Linked DNA regions of Homo sapiens: all the other regions are linked to region 3. A link is a contact called in ENCODE Hi-C or POLR2A ChIA-PET data. All regions are on one chromosome and are shown on one strand. Each heading gives the region's core, a stretch centred on a gene start or an enhancer-like site at or near the end of the contact. The rest is flanking DNA. Distances are from core to core; before and after follow the strand shown. Region 1 holds the start of MAP3K21 (mitogen-activated protein kinase kinase kinase 21). Region 2 overlaps SLC35F3 (solute carrier family 35 member F3). Region 3 holds the start of KCNK1 (potassium two pore domain channel subfamily K member 1).

Region 1 (3,996 bases), core at 1,139-3,638, 290 kb after region 3:
AGGGACAATGTTTTCACTTGAGCTAGCTCCTGTCCTAGCAGGTTTCACAGGATTGAAAGACCTCCAGCTGTTGTAGGCCAATGCCAGGGCTGGCTGCATCCTTTAACCTTCCCTGGGATTTCATCTCATTATAAGAATATGAAGCGATCTTCAATATTAAAGAACCAACATCAAACAGCAATTCTATAGGCTCTTTTATACAGCAAAGTTTCATAGGATTTGCATTTAAGTCATTTGTCAGTTCTTTATTGACATCTGGAAAATCCACCCTGATTTATAAACAAAGTCAATGACACTGGCCAGGTCTTCAAGGTTTCAAGTACCTGTGCAAGGACAATGCACTTGTTATTAACCCAAAAGTGCATTACGGTGCACACCAGTGCCTCTTGTCTGGAGAAAAGAAGCCATTGAACCAATAATAAAATCATATTTCACGTAGAGACACTTTTTTTTTTTTTGAGACAGAGTCTCACTCTATCTCCTAGGCTGGAGTGCAGTGGCGCGATCTTGGCTCACTGCAACTTCCGCCTCCCGGGTTCAAGTGATTCTCATGCCTCCGCCTCCCGAGTAGCTGGGATTACAGGCGCCTGCCACTACGCCGGGCTAATTTTTGTATTTTTAGTAGCGACAGGGTTTCGCCATGTTGGCCAGGCTGGTCTCAAACTCGTAACCTCAGGTGATCCGCCCACCTCGGCCTCCCAAAGTGCTGGGATTACAGGTATGAGCCACCGCGCCTGGCCCATAGAGAGACATTTGAATGAAAACAGTCTTTGGAAAAGGTAAGAGACATGAAGTCATATTTTGAATAGGCAAACAGCAACCTCAATACAGCACTTGTAAAGTTGACGTCCCCGAGTGCATTCGGGGACTTTGATGAAGGCCACCGGGTGAAGACGGTCATGGGTTCCATATAATCTGCAGAAGGCCTCGGTTTGCAAAGTCCTACCCAGATGAATCACCTCTGGTATTGAAAGGCCAGACTGCCCCCTGAGGTTTCTAGGAGATCCAGGTATTTTACAAATGTTTCCTCTACAAGCAAGTCTGGTCTGAACTTTTTTAAAAAGCACCCAAAGGCAAGTCAAGGTTAAGCGTGTCACCAGCCCCAAAGCAAGTAACCAAGGACTAGCTGGACTTCCGAGCCCTGAAGGCCTGGGCATGAGTTGCTGCTGGCGCCCTAAGGCTGACTCCCACCTCTTTCCATCTGGTACTATGTCCTGTGGAGCCCGCCTGGGCTGGCACGGAGGTAGTCTTCCCCCACCTCCCTCTGGCCCCACTTACTGTTGCTGGACTTGAGGTCCCGGTGCAGGATGGGCACGAAGGCCTCCTCATGCAGGTAGAGCATGCCCCGCGCTATCTGCACGGCCCAGTTGACCAGCACGTGCGGAGGGATGCGGCGCGCGCGGCGGGGGCCGGGCGCGCGCGGGTCCGGGGCGGCGTTGGCAGCGGCCAGCGCTCGGTTGAGCGCTCCGCCGCGGGCGAACTCCAGCACCAGGCAGAGGTGCGGCTGCTGCAGGCACACGCCGCGCAGCTCGATGATGTTGGGGTGCCGCAGCATGGCGAAGAGCCGAGCCTCGCGCCGCACGCTCTCGGCAGCCGCCGCCGCGTCCTGCTCCGGGTCCTGGCGCGCCGCCTTCACGGCCACCTCCTGGCCCTGCCAGGTGGCGCGGTACACCTGCCCGAAGCCCCCAGCGCCGATGAGCTCCTTCAGCTCCAGCCGCTCGAAGGCGACGTGTACCGGGGAGCTGGGCCGCGAGGGCGGCGGCGCGGGGCTGGCGGCCGGGCGGCAGGGAGCCACGTAGTTGGCGGGGAAGATGCCGAGGCGCCGCTGCACCTGGCCTGCCCACCAGCCCTCGTCGCCCGACACGGCGGCGTCCTGCGACAGCACCTCCACCAGCTGGCCGCGCCGCAGGCTCAGCTCGTCCTCGCCGCGAGCCTCGTAGTCATAGAGCGCGGCCCACAGCCCCGCGCCCGCCGAGGCCGAGCCGCCCGAGGAGGTGGACGACGAGGACGCTGAGCCGCCGGGGGCTCCCCCGGCCGAGGACACCGGGGTGTCGGTCGCTCCCGCGGCGCCCCGCAAAGCCATGGGGGCAGCTGCGCGGGGAAGGCGGAGCGGGAAGCTGGGCTCAGCCTCCCGGGCGGCCGCGGGCGCGCATCGTCCGGCGGTGTGGCCGTCGGCGCCGGGGGAAGGCGAGGGGGTAGGAATCGCGATCGGTGACGGCAGAGATCACGGGCTAGCTGCCCAAAGGGTCCAGCCTCGGCCCGCGTTCCTGGCCAGCCGCCTCTGCTGCCGCAGCGGTCCCCGAAGCCGCGGGCGACGTCCCACCATGGTCGTGCCCAGGCCCTGCGGCCGGCCCGCCCGCCGCGCGCTCCTTAGCCAGAGCCTGGGACGCCCCACCCCACCCTAGCCGCGCCAGGGCCGCCCCGCCCCCTCCGGCTCCATTCCGCACCGCCCCCCCACCCCCCCGGGCCCGCCCCTAGGCCAGTCCCCAGGGCCTTCCCGCCCCTCCCCCAGCCGCCCCGCCCTCTCCAGGTTCATTCCGCCCTCCTTGACCCGTCCCGGGCGCCCAGTCTGCGCCCGCCCTATGGGACCGCCTTCCTAGGTTCGCCCCACCCTTCCCCACCAACTGCACCATCCCGCCCCGCCCTCGCCAGGTTCACTTCCCTTTTCTGTGCCAGTCCCCAGAGCCTCGTCCCGCCCCTGGCGCCCGGGCCCGTCCCCCACCACCTTGGGCCGGGCCCGCCCCCTGGGCCCGCCTGGCTGGTCCCACCCCGCCCCCGCCGCAGGTGCTCCGGAGCAATGGTGAGCCGCGCCCACATGGTCTGGGAGGCGGGATCGGCCGTCATCCGCTATAAATTTTCGGGAGAGTTTAAATTAAGCCAAAGGTAAGACTGAGGGAGGGGACGCTTCTCCAAGAAGCGGTGGGAGAGGGTTGAGAAGATGTGGGGCTTTAGGGTGTGGCGGGGAGAGAGAGAGTTGCAGTTCAGGGAGAGTGACAGAATCTCAGAACGGGCTACAGAAGAAATTGTAGCGCGGTGCCAGACCTGGGCCAGTGCGAGTGGCAAGTCACCATGCTAAGTGCGTTTGAGCCACCGTGCATCTCAGAACTGACTAGGTTACAGATCGCAGCGCAGAGTGACCCGTGGTCGGTATAGTCCCAGAAGCTCCATGATGGTAAATCCTTTGCTTATTTTTACTGTCTACTCAGATGGAAAATGCCCCAGTCTCCCTGGAAACCCACAGGTTTGGGTTTAGGAAGCATTGGCAATGGCTGGGTGCCAGACGTTGGTAGGTTACTGTGGCAGGTGATGAGGCTAAAAAGATAGAAGAGCTTAGTTATTAAAATTCTAAAATATTAGATTATCCTGTAGTAGGCCAGAATTTCCTAACGTGTGGATCCTGTACTTCCAATAACAGAAGGGACAATTTTAGATATTATGAGGATAGGACATACAGTAACATTCTGAGTTACATAAAGATAAATTTATTGTCTTTTCAGTTTTCTTTGTCTCTCAGATCAAACTATTTATTGGCTGTGTGACCTTGAGCAAGTTTCTTTATTTCTCTATGACTCAGTTTTCTCATCTATAAAATGGGAATATAATAAATAGTACCTACTTTATAGGGTTTTTAGGAAGACTAAATGAGTTAATAGTTTTACAGTGGGTCTTCTGCATCCACAGAATCAACCAACAGCTGGTCAAAAATGTTTTTTAAAAACCCAAAAAATAACAATACAAATAATACAAATAAAATACAGCATAACAACTATTTACAGAGCATTTACATTATATTAGGTATTATAAGTAATCTAACTATTTAAAGTATGGGCATACTTTGGAGATACTGCAAGCATGGTTCCAGATCACTGCAATAAAGCAAGTGACATGAATTTTTTGATTTCCCAGTGCATATATATACAAGTTATGTTTCCAGTATACTGTAGCGTATAAAGTGTGCAATAGCATTGTGTCTAAAGAATGTTTATACCTTAATTT
Region 2 (3,449 bases), core at 127-2,626, 450 kb before region 3:
AAGCCCACCAAGAGTTTTGCCTAGGTCTTTCCTAGGCCTTAAAACATGACAAAATAACAAAGGAATTGTTAACAGGACCCATTTAGGATTAAACAAGTTTTATTGGGGGGATCTGAAGAAACTCCCCAGGCCTCCATAAACAAGCTTATTGGAGGTCTGAAGGAACTCCCCAAACCTCTGTAGTTTAGCAGGAGACAAGATAGGGGTAATCACCCCAGCACCTGTACCCATTTAGATTAAGTAAATTTACTGAGGCTCCAGAGGAAGGTCTTCAGGACTCAGACCTTAGTTATAGATTAAAAGAAGTTAATCACTTATGTCTTTAGATGCATTCACACTTACACATAGACATATAGCTTAGAAGGTATATAAGCTCTGGAAATTTTTGTAATTTTGAGTTGGTCTGGTGATAATTTCCAGGCCTTCTGTAACTGGTTGCAGAAATAAAAGCTCTCTTCCTCCCCAGTTCATCTGTAACTCCTCACTGGGCCATGAGAAAGAGCAGCCCAACCCTCAATTTGGTCCGGGAACAGGACGGAGGCTCTACTTTGGGCAGGACACTAATAGGAATCCTAGGACCCTGATGGTGCTTGCTCTTGCTCAGATCCTGAAGTGGGGGTTAAACTCAGAGAGAAGCATGTCATTTTCTCCACACACAGAACCTTGATTAAGAGATTTTGCTAGGCCGGGCATGGTGGCTCACACCTGTAATCCCAGCACTTTGGGAGGCCGAGGCGGGCGGATCACAAGGTCAGGAGTTCGAGACCATCCCGGTGAACACGGTGAAACCACGTCTCTACTAAAAATACAAAAAAAAAAAAAAAAAATTAGCCAGGCGTGGTGGGCACCTGTAGTCCCAGCTACTCAGGGAGACTGAGGCAGGAGAATGGCATGAACCCAGGGGGCAGAGCTTGCAGGGAAAGGAGATTGCGCCACTGTACTCCAGCCTGGGCGACAGAGCAAGGCTCCGTCTCAAAAAAAAAAAAAAGATTTTGCTCATGGATGAAAGAAAAGAACAGAAAACAGAAATCTCTTAATTATTTCCTAAAGAAATTGACTTCATTTGCAACAGAGCCAGGAAAAGTTCAGGCCTAAGGGCACAATCAAAACCAGCTGATATTGTGGTAAAAGACAACTTTAGGCTTACTAGTTTGTCAGAGAGGTCCAAGGAAGGAGACAGCTGGGAGGAGCCCTCCGGGGTTCCACATGAATCTCAAACATTGACCTGAAAACTATTCAAAAGAGCCACAATAGATTGAATAGTCTGTAGAACAATTTATGCCCCCAGGACATAACCAGTTTGTGCGTAGTGGAGTTTAATAACTAGGTGTGACCAGGGAAAGAAAAAGTCAAAGATAGCTTTGCCAACACCACTGTCATCCTAGGGTGACTCAGGGTATACCCAAGGCCTTACCACCAAAGAATAACATCAGAAACTTCAGGCAATGGAGCTATAACGAGAAAGAACAAGAGGAAAATAAACCTCACTAAATGATCCAGACAGTAACAAAAGTTGTCAGTAAGCAAAGAGCAATTCCAAGTCCTAGGGATGGGGAGAAGTACTCAGAGTTACAACAGTATGTTCTCTACAGTGGGGTTTTAGGTAACATTTTTGTCTAGTATCCAACAAAAAATATTGTGAGACATATAAGAAACAGGAAATTGTGACCCATACCTCCAAAAAATAGACAACAGAAACTGACTGTGAGAGTGACCAGATGTCATATTTAAAAGGCAAAGTTTCAAGTAACTGTTATAAATATTTTCAAAAAAACGAAAAGAAACCATGTTTTAAAAGATAAAGATATGATGACAATGTTGCACCTAATAGAGTACCACTAAAGAGACAAATATTATTTTTTTAAAAAGCCAAACGTAAATTCTGGAGTTGAAAAGTATAACAACTAAAAGAAAAATTTAGTAGAGGGACTCAACAGTGGATTTAAACTGGCAGAAGAAAAATTAGCAGACTTGGGGATAGATTGACAAAGATTATGTAACCTGAAGAACAGAGAAACAAAAGAATAAAAAAAATTAGCAGAGACTCAGAAAAGTTGTGACACTAAGCACACCAATTACCAATATATACATAATGGGCAAACCAAAAGAAGAGAGAAAAGAGCAGAAAAAAATATTTGGAGAAATAATGGCTTAAAAATTTTCCAAATTTTGTAAAAAACAGTGATCTACACATGCAGAAAACTCAACAAACGTCAAGTAGAACAACCAAAAAGAGAGTCACAGACACGTGACAGTAAAATTCTAAAATCTTAAGACAGAGAAAGTTTTGAAAGCAGAAAGAGAAAACTGGCTTATCATTTAAAAGAGAATCTCAATAAGATTAACAGCTGACTTCTCAATAGAAACAACAGTAGCCAAAGGGCAGTGTGATAACATATTTAAAAAAACCTGTCAACAGAGAATCCTACAACTAGTTAAGGTATCATTAAAAAAATCATGACAAAAAAGAAAAGAAAAGACGCCTTGAGATAAACAAAAACTGAGAATTTGTTGCTAGAAGACAAGACTTACGAGAAGTACTAAAATAAATTCTTCAGGCTGAAAGCAAGTAAGTCTAGAGAGTAATTTGAGTTTACACAAAAATACATGCACACAAAAAGCCATTAAAAGTAATTATGTAATTATAAAGGACAGTATAGATGCATATTTCTTTTCCCTTATTCTCGTAAGTAATGTAAAAAGCAATTATATTAAAAAGTCTGTGTATAATGTATGCTGTGCCCTATAAGACATAGAAATAGAATATATTGCCAGTAACAGCACAAGATGAAATGAGTAGGAGCAAAGCTATGTTGGGATAAAGAGATTACTTCAGATTGTAACTCAAATACACAGGAAGAAATGGAGAGAAACAGAAATGATTAAAGGTGGGGAAGTGATTAAAAATAAATAGGAGTAGGGTGGGGCACAGTAGCTCATGCCTGTAATCCTAGCACTTTGGGAGGCCAAGGCAGGTGGATTGCCTGAGCTCAAAAATTCAAGACCAGACTGGGCAACATGGTAAAACCCGGTCTCTACCAAAAATAAACATAAAAAATTAGCCAGGCATGGTGGCATGTGTCTGTGGTTCCAGCTATTCGGGAGGCTGAGATGGGAAGATCACTTGAGCCTGGGAGGTGGAAGTTGCAGTGAGCTGAGATTGTGCTACTGCACTTCAACCTGGGTGACAGAGTGAGACCCTGTCTCAAAATAAATAAATAAATAAATACATAAATAGGAGTAACATTCCTATCGCTCACTGCAATTAAGTTAGCACAAATCTGATAGAAATGACAGAAGAAATAGAAAATTCAACAATAATAGTTAGAAACTTCAATACCTCATTTCCAATAGTAGACAAGCAATGAGGAAAAAGATCAACAAAGAAGTAGAAGACTTCAGTAAAAATCTAAAAATCAGCTAGACCTAACAGACATCTATAGGATACT
Region 3 (3,724 bases), core at 698-3,197:
GGCAGAGTTATGGAAAGAAAAATTAAATTGTATTGGCAAGGGAACAGGCATTCTTTGGAAAGTGAGATAACAGGTCTGTCTTGTCTAGCGCTACATTTAACAGTTTTTTAGATCTCACAATACAAGCTAGAATTCCACTTCTGTTTATTTCAGGGTAGATTTACATCAGTTTAGTAATTCACCCCAGACCTCTGAATAATTGTTTCATGTGATCTACATGAATAGTGTATTATTACTCATTACCAAGTAATTACCAAGATAGTCAACAAGATATAGCCCAAAGGGAATTATACACAATAATTTGGGTGGTGGAGGGGGGTGGGGAGGAAGGAAGAGTTGGGAGTCACACAAAGGGATGTGATTCACCTGTAAAGGTTGAGGGTGGGGGGTTACAAAGTGGTCCTGGCAGAGAAATCACAAGGCCCAGGTTCCAGGACGACACTGGTAACTAGGAAGTGTGTGACCTTGTGCATGACGAGATGGATTATTTCAAAGATTGGATCTCATAGATCAAAAGAAGGGACTGTGCTGAACGCTCTTTCAGATTCCTCCCACTGTCCAAATACCAATTGATATCTCCACTCTGGGTATGTGCCTTACTAGGTCCGGCTGGGGAAATTCGGCCTTCATTCATCTGATCTGGCACAGTGACCGAGCCCTGGGGCATGCGCCCGGCCTCATCTTTCACCTGAGGAGGCTCCTCCATGGCCGGGCGCCCCGCGGGTGAGTCGTACGGGGACGTGGCGCTTCGAAGTTTATGGGGAGCCTCGCACACCTCAAGTTGAAGGAACTGCTGAATCAGGGTGCCCCAATTAAGTCAGATCTTAGGCAATCCTATGGTTCCTTTACTCTCCCTCACCCTTCCTCCTACTCTGAAAAGAAACCGGATCGGCCTGTCCGCCCAGAGGTCACCTGGGAAGAGCAGAGTGATGTCACTCGGCTACCCCCAAAACTGCCTCCAAGGTACAAAAGAGCTGGAATATCTGTGCATGGTCCAAAGGGACGGCACACTCCGGAAGGTGACCCTTTAGAAGGTATTATTACCAGACTGCAGCCTCGGCCTCTGGGATGGGTGCGGGAGGAAGGTGGTGAGTTTCCATCATCCCGCTGCCTTGCCGCACGGCGGCCAGGTGCTGCTACACATTCAAACCCGACAGTTTGGCTTAGTGGGTTGCGAAAAAAGAACTCAAGGGGAGGAAGCACCTGCAGCCACCCAGGCCGAAGTTAGGGACCACTTCCCCAGAGTTACGGACGGCAACAACCAAGTCACGTCTGGAGTCACCTCTCTGGCTTCCGGCTCCGCAGGGCTTGCCCTCCCGAGTCACCCAGGCAGAGGCCGGGGACGCCAGTAAGGGGAAGGTCGGAGGGTCGGGAGGACAGTGAGGGGAGGCGGGCTGGAGGAGCCGGGATGGCGAAAGGTGGGGGGTGGGGTGGGAGGGTTAGAGGGGCCCGGGGCGCCGGGGCCGGGGTGTGTGGGTTGTGGGCGAGGTGGCCGGGGCGGCCAGGGGGCGCGCAGGATACCCTACCTGTGGTGGAGAGCACGGTGCTGGCGAAGAAGAGCGCGGAGGTGAAGTCCCAGTTCCAGTTGCCCGAGGCGTTGCTGAGCACCGACACGCCGTAGTTGCTGGCCTCCAGCACCCGGCCCAGGAACTGCTCCAGCTGCTGCTCAGACAGGCACTCGTGCTCCTCCAAGAAGCGTCGCTTCAGCTTGCGCAGCTCCTGGCGCAGCAGGTCCTCATAGGGCAGCTCCACCGAGGAGAAGACCACTGCGCCGAAGACCAGGTAGAGCAAGTAGCCCAGCACCAGGAAGCCGAAGCACCAGGCCGAGCGGTGCCGCTCCACCAGGCGCACGCACGAGCTGCCGGCCAGGGACTGCAGCATCTTCTCCACCGCCGCCGCCAAGGCCAACGCCGCAGACCGGCCGGAGCGCGGCCCGCCGCCTCTTCTGGCCCCGCCGCCCCCGCCCCCGCCCGGGCCTGGCTCCCGCCCGCCGCCCGCTCCCCCGCGCGCCCGCCCGCCCCGCTCCTCCGGGCAGCGCCGTCTTCCTGCGATTGGCTCTCTCGGGCGATGTTTTTCTTCCTTCTTTTCCTGTTTCCTTGCAATATAAAAAGCCCAGATGATGTGGCGCTGACGTGGTTGCCGGCTCAGGTAACCCGAGAGTCAGCGGAGACCGCGCGCAAACTTGGCCAGAGCGCCTGGGCTGGGCTGCCGGGGCCCGGGACGCACCGCCTTCTGCGCACTCCAGAGGTGGGGCGGGCGCTCGGTGGCGCCCAGACCCCGACCCGACAGCCACCAGCTCCTCCCGCTCCCTCCCTTCCTGGGTCCAGTAGCCAAACTCTAGCTGACCGCGCGCGGCGTGTGCGTGTGTGTGTGTGTGTGTTCGCGCGCGTGTAGTGTGGGCCGCTTCTGGTCAATGCGCTGGCCGTCCAAGCCCCCTGTCCAAGCTACTCTTGTTTCCCACTTATTTTCTCCCAATCAAAGCCAGTATTACAAAACAGCAAGCGCTGAAGTACTTTCCTTCTTTGTCTTATTGGTCGAAGGATTGAGCAATCTGGTGCCAGTAATGACGGTGAAAATACCAGAACATCAGAGTTGGAAGGCTCCTTGAATCAGTCTCCTCTCTCCCACCCATCCCCCTCACAAAAAGGACTTGAGGGAAAAGGAGAGTCTCAGAGAAGTCCTATTTCTGAGTTCGAATTTTCTAAAACATGACCTTAGGTTTTTTGGTGAAAAAACATCCCAAATGTGTCAACTGCCAGAAGAAACTGAGCTTTCCCAACTGTCACTTCTTTTTAAAGTGACAAAAATGTGGGCGAGGGTCAGCGAGCCGCCTGCTTGTGGATGAAAATAAAAATTGGTACACCCTTTCTGGAAAGGCAATTTAGCGACACGTCTCAAGAACCTTGAAAGGGTTTATTTGTTCTGATTCAGTGATATGTCCTAAGAAAAAACAATCAGAGAGGCACTTACTTACAAAGACTGGTCATAGACGGTATCTATATATACATACATGTAGTTGTATAATATAGTGCATACACATGTGGGACACACACACACACACACACACACACACGGTATAGATGAAATAATGAAGACTCAGAACAATCTAAATATTCCAAAATAGAGAATGGTTAAATAAGTTATGGCATCTCTACAGCATGGACACCATATAGACATTAAACACATTAAAGTTGTGTCTAAAGACTATTGAAGCAAAACTGTGTAGAATCTCAAATATGTAAAATATTTGTATTTTGTTACAAAATAAAATGACATCTGCATTATTAATCAACTGCATAGGAATAAAACTATCTCCTTGCAGTTGTCTTTGGGTAATAGTAGAGTATATAGATGACTTTCCTTTCTTGTACCTTTTAATATTTTTCAAATTTTCTACAGTGGATATATATTATTTTTGTAATCAGGAAAAACATTTAAAATACACAAAACTGAATTGTACAATTAATCATTCCAACACCTAGCTGAACATTTGCCTACTTTACTGAAGTTCTCTAAACAAGTCATATTTTGTATTTTCATAGAAACTTGTGCAAATGTCTAACATATATATCAGTGATTTTTCACTTTTAGTCAATAGCCTTACCTCCTACGTTACTCAAAAGATTGAAGCCAGCCCTCCACTTTACTTCTCTGTACTTCAAAATTTACTCATCGGTAATCCATTTCTTCCCTTTGCTCTTACCCCTAAGGAAAAAATGTACCT

Evidence for each region. A loop is a pair of places that touch in the nucleus more often than their neighbours do. ChIA-PET counts read pairs that join two places held with the same protein, here RNA polymerase II (POLR2A). Pooled maps may share reads with other maps.
Region 1: a pooled map shows a loop between it and region 3 (4-fold over the local background). The contact joins the promoter of MAP3K21 here to the promoter of KCNK1 in region 3. A Hi-C loop is called at or near these places in 1 of 37 single-sample maps with no recorded cell type and 3 of 50 pooled maps. POLR2A ChIA-PET finds 5 or more read pairs at or near these places in 3 of 52 experiments (A549, MCF 10A and activated CD4-positive, alpha-beta T cell).
Region 2: a loop to region 3 is called in a map of PC-3, with 5 times the contacts of the local background. The contact joins the enhancer-like site here to the promoter of KCNK1 in region 3. A Hi-C loop is called at or near these places in 3 of 168 maps with a recorded cell type or tissue (PC-3, PC-9 and mammary epithelial cell), 2 of 37 single-sample maps with no recorded cell type and 5 of 50 pooled maps. POLR2A ChIA-PET finds 5 or more read pairs at or near these places in 1 of 52 experiments (activated T-cell).

The regions. Positions count from the first base shown.
Region 1 is chr1:233,326,116-233,330,111 of GRCh38, reverse strand. It overlaps MAP3K21 (mitogen-activated protein kinase kinase kinase 21), which reads right to left and starts at 2,388. Exons shown (of 10, transcript NM_032435.3): 1 at 1,279-2,388. The coding sequence starts at 2,083. It also overlaps a transcript of PCNX2 not described here. RefSeq lists silencers at 1,745-1,944, 2,134-2,285, 2,085-2,384, 2,575-2,874.
Region 2 is chr1:234,060,223-234,063,671 of GRCh38, reverse strand. The region is part of intron 2 of SLC35F3 (solute carrier family 35 member F3); the gene reads right to left. Among named protein-coding and RNA genes, the nearest start is that of SLC35F3, 160 kb to the right of the region's middle. Within about 2 kb of position 1,376, at least 3 of the 41 ENCODE cell types and tissues checked have a DNase peak (open chromatin) inside an H3K27ac peak, as active enhancers do; they include PC-3, PC-9 and mammary epithelial cell, where a contact is called at or near this core.
Region 3 is chr1:233,612,329-233,616,052 of GRCh38, reverse strand. It overlaps KCNK1 (potassium two pore domain channel subfamily K member 1), which reads right to left and starts at 1,947. Exons shown (of 3, transcript NM_002245.4): 1 at 1,527-1,947. The coding sequence starts at 1,881. RefSeq lists enhancers at 921-980, 2,169-2,821 and silencers at 1,451-1,510, 1,851-1,920, 2,281-2,380.